2 separate regions of the Mus musculus genome follow, and region 2 is linked to region 1. The links are chromatin contacts, found by Hi-C or POLR2A ChIA-PET in ENCODE. All regions are on one chromosome and are shown on one strand. Each heading gives the region's core, a stretch centred on a gene start or an enhancer-like site at or near the end of the contact. The rest is flanking DNA. Distances are from core to core; before and after follow the strand shown.

Region 1 (5,233 bases), core at 2,027-4,526:
CTGTCACACAGTGTGATGGCTCAAACCTAGGGCTCCTTGTGCTCTTCATTCCATTCTTCCTATGGGAGCTTTGACCACACCAGACCCTCTGCCTGCAGGCCTGCCTCTCCCCTGAGGACCGCCCCTCCCCAGAGCTGCCTCGGTTATGACAACCCCTTGCTAAGCACGAGATATGTACAAAGGACCCTGGAGAAAGGGGTCCTCCAGAGGCCTAATTCCCAGGACATTGCCCAGGAGACAGGCTAAAGAGGCTTTCTCTGTCCCAAGAACTGGAGTCAGAAGAAGTATGAATTCCCTGTAGCAGGGGAGGAGGCAGGATCTGAGGGCCCGGAAGGAAAGAAAGAAACAGAGGTGTTACTAACAAGAGTCACTTCCTCCCTGCCTTCCAGCACCCCCACTAAGCGTGTCTGTGTTCTGTGGTCTCACCAGGTCCTTAGAGCCCCGTGAAGATGACCACAGTAGGATTCTTATTACCCAGAAGAGAAATGGGGAAGGGGCTGGGAAGAGCTTTACCCAGAGTTCCAAGGCTTTTCAGCTTAGAGCTGTCATTTCAACTAGACTCATATCGCTTCCTTGGGTTTTGATACTCTTGGCTGTGATGGGCTTGTGCCTGCCTTCCCCCTCCCCCAAGGCTGATCTCTAAGATCAGCCTTATTGTTGAGAGAGAGGCTGTCCTGGTCTGGAATGTCCGTTGGGACCCACTGTTTACCATAGCATAGCAAGCATGATGGGGGTTGGAAGACAGGGTGCTGGCACAGGAGAGCGGGTAAGGTCAGCACGAGAGGGTGTCTTAGGAGATCAAAACCCAGCACTTGAATCCAGGCTGCCTTTGCAATCTGCTGCCCTGTGTCCACTTGGTTGCTATTGGTTAGAACAAGTTCCCTGAGGCTCTAGAACTGGGTTCTCGCAAGATAGGACAAGTCGTTGACTCAAAGGTGCTCTATAGGAAACTTCTGGCCTTAAAGAAAACCACTTCCTTGCCTCGGCTTCCCCTGGCTCTGTGACTCGGGCTCATAAAAACACCAAGCAGCAAGATTAGAATTTAACCTCTGTTCCTCTGCTGCTCTGGTTCCCAGACTCCATGGACAGAAGAGTCCAAAGTCTGTATAGGCACCAAATACCGGCCTTACTTACCTGGTACTTCTAACCAGGAAGTTTAGGCTTGGCTGAATTGTCCCATCGCAAGGGGACTTCCCAAGGGGTCTGAGGCACCTAAGACACAAGTGAAAATCACCTTGAATCGGAAAGAGGCTTTCTTAAAGGAAGCCATTCCAAAGGCTGAGAAGATCTGGGGGCGGGGCGGGGGGAGACAATGGTAGATAGACTCTTGACAGAGTGGTCTATTGTCATCTTGCCCACAGAATTCCAGGGACTGGGGCAGAGAAGATGGGATTTGGGTGACAGGTGGGAGAGAAGGTGGTGAGAACGTGAGTGGGAAAGGCCTTGCAAACAGGCAGCACGCTGGAAGGAGTCACTGGTCCCTACCGCCTCCTACAAGCTGGCTCTTTGTGACATAACTGAGTGAGGGAGGAAAAGTGGAACCCCACATCCCAGCCCCTGCAGAACCACCCACCAGGGTTCCACTTCTGCACCTGGCTAGGGGACACGCCCCGCTCAAACCCTCACTAAAGGCGGGTTTGCCTAGCAGGGTCATCCATGATGCTCCGATGCACCAAGAGCTTCGCGGGAGGCCTCCCTGTTACCCTACAGCGACCATTCACCCCACTTCTTAGAGATCTGTGGTGATGGGGAACCGAGTGCAGGGCCCGCGGGCAGACAGCAAGTCTTCAGCTGAGCTGTGCGGAGCTCAGCCTGGAAGGAAAGCTCCCTCCCCACGGAGGCCGTTTCTACTCCGGTACCTTACTGGCTGCAGGAAATGGCAGGATAAGGCGCACAGAGAAGTCCCCCCACCCCACCCCCCGAGGGCCTGGAGCGACCGCCAGCCCCTTCCCCAGATAGCCTGGAGGGAAACGGCGCCTGGCACTATCGGGCTCCGGGTCCTCTACAGAGGGCGATTCACAGGCCGCACCTGGTGCTCCCGGGAACCAGGAGCTGGTGGGCGCCTCTGACAGCAAGAACAGGAGCCCTTTATGAGCAGTGTAATCACATGGGCGCACAAGCACCGGCTTTCCGTTCTGTGCAGCCTCATCTCTGCCCCCCCCCCCTTCTGATTCCAGGAGAGCAAAGGCTTCCAGGCCTGGCCAGTAGTGGTGGCGCTCCAGTGGGTTGCAGAGAGGGCCGTAGTCACAGCTCACCTAGACCCGATTATCCGCCCGGGGCTGGAAGCTGCATCAGCAACATCTTCCGTAAAGCTGGAGGCAGGGCTGGGAGGGGAGCGCAGAGGAAGAGAGTCTGCATCCGCTACGGAGGCGGGTAGGAGAGCCTCCGGCTCCTCGCTCCCACTCGGGGCGATCAGGGTGCTCTGCGTGACCTTGTGGGAGACCCCTCAGTTGACCTCTGGGGTAGGGCTGCGCCGTTTCTGCCTGTCTTGGGCGCTCGGGGGCGCTGCTCCCTGCGGGAACGGATGCGCGGGACTCGCGAGGAGTGGAGCGCTCTGGGCGCCGGGACCCGCAGCTCGCGCCCAAGGCGGCGGGCGAAGAGGCCGAGAGCATCCCTTCTGGGGAATCACCCCGCCGGGGGCTACCGGGACCGACCGACACTCTCTAGGGGTGGAGATCCCGCACTAGGTCAGGTTTGCCCTTAGGGACGCCTGCCCCCGGGACTTTTCCCACCCCCGGAGCAGCGCTCTCAGCGCGCTGCCTGCCCAGACCAAGCGCCGCCACGCGAGGGGGCGGCGCCCCCATGCCGGGCTCGTAGACCGCTTGCCCAGGGCGTCTGGTGTTCTGTGGTTTCATCACCCAGCCTTGTAACCCTGGCAGACAGTAGCCCAGACAGACCACGGACCTCACATCGCCCCCCAGAATCCAGCCATCGCAGCCCTGCCAATTCACTCTCTACACCAGCCTCCCCATCCGATAGCGAGATGTGGGAGACTGCACCTTTCCAGCACACTCCACCGCCACCGCCCCCCTCCCCAATTATCTTAAGCCACCCTCCCTTGGCTGAGCCACCCCTCTCCACCAGCCAGACTGGAAGGGCCCGAGACACCTGCCCGCCGGATCCGCAGAGTGCAGAGAGGAATGCGGCGCCGCTCAACTCACCCGCTCTCTCGAGCCCTACCCCGGGCGGCTCCGGCCCCGGCTCGATCCGCAGGTCCCAGAGCCGCAGCTGGTGGTGCGGCGACAGAGCCAGCTCGGCTGGGTAGCGAGCCACCGTGCCGCCTCTTGACTCCTCCCTTAAGGCGGAGCCTCAGCTCCCGGGGGAAAGGGGTGGGCCCGCGCATCCCCAAGGGGCTTGTCACCGAGCAACAAGAAGGTCTAGATCTTAGCGCCCTCCAAATGAAGACCCCTTTTCTGAGCTGCAGGAATTTGGAAGCAGCTGAGACACAGTCAGGCTTCAGGATAGTTCTCCTTGACTGTGTCCCACCTCTAACCTCCAGTACAGACAGGGGGGGAAGCCAGGGTGGTATTTTATTCCCATTTGACAGATAGACCCAGTGAGGCCCAGAAAGGGATAATATCCTACCTGTAGTAGCAGAGAATGGGGTCAGTTCAGTGCCCGAAAGTCAATCTCCCACGTTGAGCTTGATTCTGAAGGCTCCACAAACATCAGGAACTTGGCCAGGCCTTATCTAGAGGACGGGGCTATATAGATAGGTCTTTTACCTGAGAAAAGGCAATAGACCATGGCCTGTGACGTGGAGTCCAGTCACTCTTTCGCTCTGGAAAGAGGGGAGGTGAAGAGAAGGAGGAAGGAAGTGGTCATGCCTAGGTTGATGACTCTCACCAGCTGAGGTGCCCGGAAGATCTAGGCCCAGCTGCTTCCTTGAGGTTTCCTGCTAAGAACAAGACCCAAACGCCCTGGGTTTCTGTCATGTAACCTAGGCGGCTGCTGGGCAGAAGATCCTGCAGTGTGTGCCTTCCCTCGAAGGCAATGGGTTTAACTCTGTTTAATCTAATTTTGAAAGTTGCTCCTTTAAATTGCTCCTCCCCCCAGGGAGAGGGGAGAAAGTGGACAAAGAGAAAAGCCCTATCCCAAACATTCTCTGGAATCCGCATTCCCTGAAAGCTGACTTTAGAACAATGGGGTTCTCTTCTCCACAAAGGGCTTTGTTCCTGCACTTTCCCAGCCTCCAGATTAGAGCCAGAGGCACCCAGGGCTAAGCAGCTGGGGAGGCAGACAAGATTCACAGTTTAGGTCTCAGGGATCCTCCCGTAATCCTGTTTGAAACACTCAGGGATAGAACCATAGAACCGGTAAAGCCGGGAGCAACACCAAGTGTACTGATTTCCTTTTTATTTTCTTTTAAGACAGGGTCTCACTCAGCAGCCCTGACTGGCTCAGAACTCACTATGTGGATCATGCTGGATTTAAAAGCAAGAGATCCGGTGACCTCTACCTCCTCAGTGCTGGGATTAAAGACATGTTGGGATTAAAGGCAGGGTCACTACACCCTGCCTGATTTCCTACTTGCTGAATACACTCAGTTACTTTTCTTGGAGGAGCAAAACCCTGTGGGTTGAGTAAGGAAATATAGCTCAGTGGATAGAGTGCTTGCCTAGCAGGCACAAAACTCTGGGCTCAGCCCCCAGTACCCTGTGTGTACACCAGTACCCTGCATGTGTGCCAGTACCAGGTGTGGTAACAAACACATGTAAATCCAGCTCTCAGGCATACTTATGGATTTGAGGCCAGCCTGTCTGTGCCACATGAGACCTTGTCTTAAAACAACAAAACCCACCTCTGGTTGGGTCCTTCGAAGACTTCCCCAAGTCTGAAGTCCCCTTTCATGTGCCCGAGGCTCCCCGCTCAGTTCATTAATAATCCAGTTGTGAATGACGCTGTTTCTGGAGCAATTAGAGACAGCAGAGCAGGTGGAGAAGGCTTAGAGTGAAGTTTAAAATAACCCAGAGGGGCCATTGTTCTCTGCAGAAGGTTTCCATCAAGAGCTGTGGGCGGAGTGGGAGGGGAAACCATCTATCTCTCTTCTAGGCATGCACAGAACTTAGAGCCTGGGTTCCCCCCCTTCCCCGAAAACCGAAGTCTTGACTGGGGTAGGGGGTACCAAATCTGGGTGTTGTACAGTTCACTGACATCTCTCACAGTACTAGACACCCAAAGGGAAGGCATACTGTACTCAGGGGACCCCTGCCTCCTCATTTCAATCCTACTA
Region 2 (5,233 bases), core at 994-3,493, 46 kb before region 1:
TAGCCAGTCACCAGCTTCCTGGAGTGGATGGCTTAACCAGAGAAAGGAGGAGTTGGATAGGCTCTTCCGGACCCACGTGCAAACCTGTCCTGAATTAGCATGTTTTTCTAAGTCCTAGACTCATTCTTATGCAATGATTCCAAATACCTGGCCAGATGATAAAGTGTTTTGTTTGAGACAGGGTCTCACGTAGCCCAGGCTAACTATGTAGTCAAGGATAACTCTGAACTTTTGATCCTCCTGCCTTAGCCTGCCCAGTATTGAAATTACAGGTCTGAAAGATCACACCAGGTTTACGTGGCCTGGAGATGGAACCCGGGGCATCGTGCATGCTGGGCAAGTGCTCTACCAACTGAACTACATCCCTGGCAGAAGATGGTTTTTCTGTGGTCCAGGCTAGCCTCCAACTTATGATTCCCCCTGCCACAGTTGCCACAGGGCTGGGATTACAGTTGTATGCCACAAAGCCTAGCTGAGGATGTTGTTAAAACTGTTCGCTGAGTGTGGCCTTTGACATAACGCTTGTTTTAAGATGCTCCGAAGGACAGCGTCAGATAGAAGGGAGACCGCCATCTCTCAGATGCTTGGGGTGATGGAAAATCACCCAGACTATAAACATCTCCACGCAAATGATGTCTGAGGGGAGCCTGGCCAGAGGCTAGGACTTTATGTGACCCTCTCTGGAGATGAAGTCTGCATCCGTGGGGCCAGGCAGTTGTACCTCTGGGCAGATGGGGGCCAGGAGCACTGGGCTTGTTCCTCTGGTTTCTTGCTTAGGCAGGAGGCTCATGTTGAGCTTTTGCTAGCCCAGACCTTGCCAAGTGCAGTGACCTAGAGAGGAGGGAGACTGGGATTTAAGGAGAGGGGAATGTCCCAGGCTGCAGCATCAGACTCAGCACATAGAACCCAACAGCACACGATCCTGGCAAGTCACTAGACTTCTCCCAGCCTCAGTTTGTTCATCTGAAATATGGGGATGTTCGAGAGGTTTAGAGAGTCCCTAAGAGCATCAGTGGGTTGGTGTATGGTGATTTGCTTGACTCTGAAGCACCCAACAGACATTGGCTCAGGGGTGGGAGGAGGCTGGGATGTAGCTTAGGGGGTAGAGTGTTTGCCTACTATCGTGAGGCCCTGGGGTTCTATCACTCCAACACCACGAAATGCAGACACAGTGAGGCACACCTTTAATCCTGGGAGGGGGCGGGAAGATTAGAAGTTGAAGATCCTCCTCGGCTGCATAGAGTTTCAAGGCCAGCCTGTGGTACTACACTGACAACAAACAAATGGATAAATAAATGGGGCCAGGTGTGGTGGTGCATATCGCAGCAGGAGATTCAGGAGACAGAGGCAGGCAAGTGCTGTCTGTGATTTTAAGGCCAGCTTGGTCTACACAGTGAATTCCAGGCCAGCCAGGGCTACAGAGGGACTACTGTCTCAAAAATATAGATAGATAGATAGGTAGGTAGATAGATAGATAGATAGATAGATAGATAGATAGATAGAGGAGAGACGGTGCAAGGGAGGGAGGGAGGAACTGAGCGACAGAAGGAGGGGTTGAGGGATGCTGGTGAAATGTAGGTTATGGTGAGAAAAGGTGGAGCTGTGGTGATGCCAGGTCCTCAGAGTATCTTCCCCAAGGTGAGAGCCTCACCTAGCCACCTCACCCACCCCCTTGTCACAGTAACAACGCAGCCTGGTCCAGGAGGGCTGTACCCCACGGATATGCAGCAGACCGGGTTCGGGTACCAACTGTGACCCAGACACCAGCCCTAACAGGAGGCAGCTGTACACAAGGCAGAGCAGCCTCTCCCAGCTGGGCTGTCTTCAGCCACCACAGCTCACATTTAACCCACTCGAGAGCTACCCCCTCTTCGTAGCCATTCCCTGTCCCCTGTCCCCAGTCCCTCTCCTTACCTTGTCAGCTCCTTTAGTGGCCAACACTCTCACCCACCCACACTCACTCATCAGCTACTCTATCATCCCCAGCTTCTCTTATCTAGGGCAGTCACTTTCTAGTTGAATGCCACTTTGGGAAAAAAACAAAAAACAAAACCTGAGTGAATCCCCAGCTTCAGTGGGGACAAACACGTCCTATTCTCTCCCTATCTGGAAAATACTGGCTCCTCCAGCCTGAGCAGCTGGCATGGAGGGACACCGTGTCCTGCCTGCTGTCTTTGAGGCTGTCAGGTGAGGTTACAGGGAACTGAGACAATGGACCCCACGTGGCATAGGCCACAAAACACCTGCAAGCCATCAAGGTCTCACTCTAAAAGGCTAAAAGATAAATCCATGCTGGGCCTGGCAGGGCTCCAACTGTGATGCTCCGGCAGGCTCCACCCCCTTGCCATGCCCGGCCTCTAAGCGGCCCTCAGGCTCTAGAGGATTCCTCTAGAGAGCTGGAAGAGCTTCGCCATGGCTCTGATTAAATCAGAAGGAATCTCATTTCAGGCTTGCCAGAACACAAGTTATTTTCAGTAGCGTAGGCAGCAAATGGAGAAGGAAGCCATGAGCCGGAAGGAGTGACTGCAGACACAGAGCCCGTCCAGCAAGGGTGGCCGCCATGTCTTCTTGACAAAAAAGCTAGGTGCCAAGCAACTTGGGAAAGCTTTAACAAAATTGTCCAGGGTTGAGGAATCTTTTAATAACCAGAGAGCAGATTGCATTGGCTCCAAGAGGTTAGAGAGAGCAATTTACAGACGCTAATTAGGGGCCTGCCAAAGGGGTTTTGTAATTAAGATACACACTGCCGGAGCCAATCCAAACACACAGTCCCACTAGCTCAATAGATCAGAAAAAGTCTATGGTATCACTCAGAAGTAAGTTAAAGGCTGGGTCTTTTAGTTACAGAGACCCTGAAAGATCTCCCTGAGGCAAACACACTTTAAGTGACACATTGTGTAGTGTGTGTGTGTGTCTAGGTGGGAGGTGGGGGTTGGGGTGGGGTGAGTGGGGTCAAGCTGTTTTACAGGCTTTCTCTGTGTAGCTCTGGCTGTCCTGGAACTCATTCTGTAGAGCCTTGAACTCAGAGGTCAGCCTGCCTCTGCCTCCTGAGTGCTGGGATTAAAAGCACGCACCACCGCGGCCCTGCTTGTTACAAAACAAACCTACAAAACAAACCGCCGTCTCTTTCACACTAAAGGGAAGGTGAGTACAGTAAGAACAACCCTCAGTGTGAATGACTGACAGGTTAGTAAAGAGCAATAGAGTGGATACAGTCAGACGGCGAGCAGCAACAGGAGAAGGAAGACCAGGAAGACATGCTAACTTTGCTTCTGGCCTTTTGTGACAGAGACCAGAAGCAAATAACAGCAATATTTACCTCAGCTATGCTCCCCTTCCCAGTCTTCAACTCTGAATATTACAGTTTCCCAAGGAACCTTGAGTCCAAAAGAGTTGAAGTAATTTGCCCCTGGCTATGGAATAGAGGCTAAAACTTAAGAGTCACATGATTCCATGCTCTGAGCCTCAAGGCCTACCCCGGCACTGCCCTCTCTCACCCACAGGCCCTTTCGAGTCCACTTCCCCCGTCATCTGCTCCTTGAAAGCTGTTTTATTATCTCCATGGGAGCGAACGGCACCCGTGAACTAATAACCCATTGCATCTGGCTGTGGCTTACTGCTTGGTCCCGTCTCTGTTTTACACTGACCCAAGATATTGTATATGCAGTAAAATATTATGAGATCACATGAATCACTGGCCTGCTCTGGAGCTAATAAGCAAGAAAATCCATGGTAAGCACAAGCCCACGCCCAGCACTGAGTCCTGACTGCCTCGCCATCTTCGAGTCCATGCCAACCGGACGCTCGGCATTCCCTACTCCAGGCTGCGGTGTTTGGGTCATGCAGCAGATCTGGGGACTTCAGAGGCATCTGCATCTGACCATCAGTCAGCGTGACTGCCGGGAGCCACCGGATCACGTTGTGAGGATTTCGGTCTAAAGAAAAGCTGCCAGCCCCATTAGATTCAGCCTAGTGGACACACCGTGGGGATTCCTCAGCCACAAAATGAAGAAAAGCGGCTGGGCTGAGAGCTGGAGACTAGTTCTCAGCACCCATGTTAGGGTGCTCACAGGGAATCCAACACCTCCTTCTGGCCTCGATGGGCACTCACCCACATCTTGCACACACATGGGCACACAAAAACAAATATGTAAATGAACCTTTAAAGAATAATTTAAACATCTGAAACAGAAAGGAGACAGTTACAGTGTTGGCAGGGCAATGGGCTGAATTAGAGAATGTCGTGTCAAGCAAAACAAACCAGACCCAGAAAGACAAAATAGTGCATGTTTCTCTCACATGTGAAACCCGTGTCTATATACACACACACGTACATTTACATATGCAGATATATACCTATATTTATGACAAGAAAATATAAGAGGAGCTATTTGAGAAGAGGGGAAAAAGGGAGTGGAGAATAGAGACAGGGGAGGGGTCAAGGCAAGAATATGGTCAAAGTACATAATTCATTTGAGCACACTATCATTAGGAAGCCCATCACCTTGTATAACAAATATATACTAATAATATTTTTTAAGTCTAGAATGAATATGAATGGTGGATTATAACAACAGTGGCCACCCCTGAATGGTGCCTTTTCCCACATTGGTGCTGAACTAAGCCACGTGACTCATTCTACCCAATGAGACATCAGTAAGTATGATACAGACAAAGGCTGGGCAGACACTTGCGCACTGGTGTTTGCCTTCTTAGAGCCCTAAGAGCACTGTGCTTGATGAAAATCACATGGAAGAAGATTCACACTAGCTGCCGCTAACTACAACCAAGGCAAGATGTGTGAATCAGCATTCCATTGCTGTGAAAAAAAAATACCACAAAAAAACCCCAAAAACCTTAAAGAGGAAAGGGGCCATCAAGATGGTTCAATGTACAAAACCTGATTACCTGAGATCAATCTCTGGGACCCACATGGTAGAGGGAGAAAACTAACTCCTGTAAGTTGTTCTCTGACCTCTCTACATGTACACACACTCACGCCCACACCCCACACACATTAAATATGAATGTAATAATATTTTTTAACAAATGAGCAAAGATTGGCCTTGACTCATGGTTCCATGCTTGGCTGCTTCCATTGTGCCTGGGCCTATGGTGAGGCAGAACATCATAGCAGAAGGGTGTGGTGGAGCCAGGGTACATGGCTAATGGCTGCCAGAAAGCATCAAGAGGGGAAGAACAGATGAGGTTGTGTGAGAGCACAGAGGGTCAA

Evidence for each region. A loop is a pair of places that touch in the nucleus more often than their neighbours do. ChIA-PET counts read pairs that join two places held with the same protein, here RNA polymerase II (POLR2A).
Region 2: a map of CH12.LX shows a loop between it and region 1 (1.8-fold over the local background). The contact joins the enhancer-like site here to the promoter of Ppp1r16b in region 1. A Hi-C loop is called at or near these places in 5 of 37 maps with a recorded cell type or tissue (CH12.LX, T-helper 17 cell, heart and 1 more). POLR2A ChIA-PET finds 5 or more read pairs at or near these places in 1 of 5 experiments (embryonic stem cell).

What each region holds. Positions count from the first base shown.
Region 1 is chr2:158,665,178-158,670,410 of GRCm38, reverse strand. Ppp1r16b (protein phosphatase 1, regulatory subunit 16B) reads right to left here and starts at 3,276. Exons shown (of 11, transcript NM_001159662.1): 1 at 3,162-3,276.
Region 2 is chr2:158,709,645-158,714,877 of GRCm38, reverse strand. The region is part of intron 2 of Ppp1r16b (protein phosphatase 1, regulatory subunit 16B); the gene reads right to left. Among named protein-coding and RNA genes, the nearest start is that of Ppp1r16b, 45 kb to the right of the region's middle. Within about 2 kb of position 2,243, at least 1 of the 3 ENCODE cell types and tissues checked has a DNase peak (open chromatin) inside an H3K27ac peak, as active enhancers do; it is heart, where a contact is called at or near this core.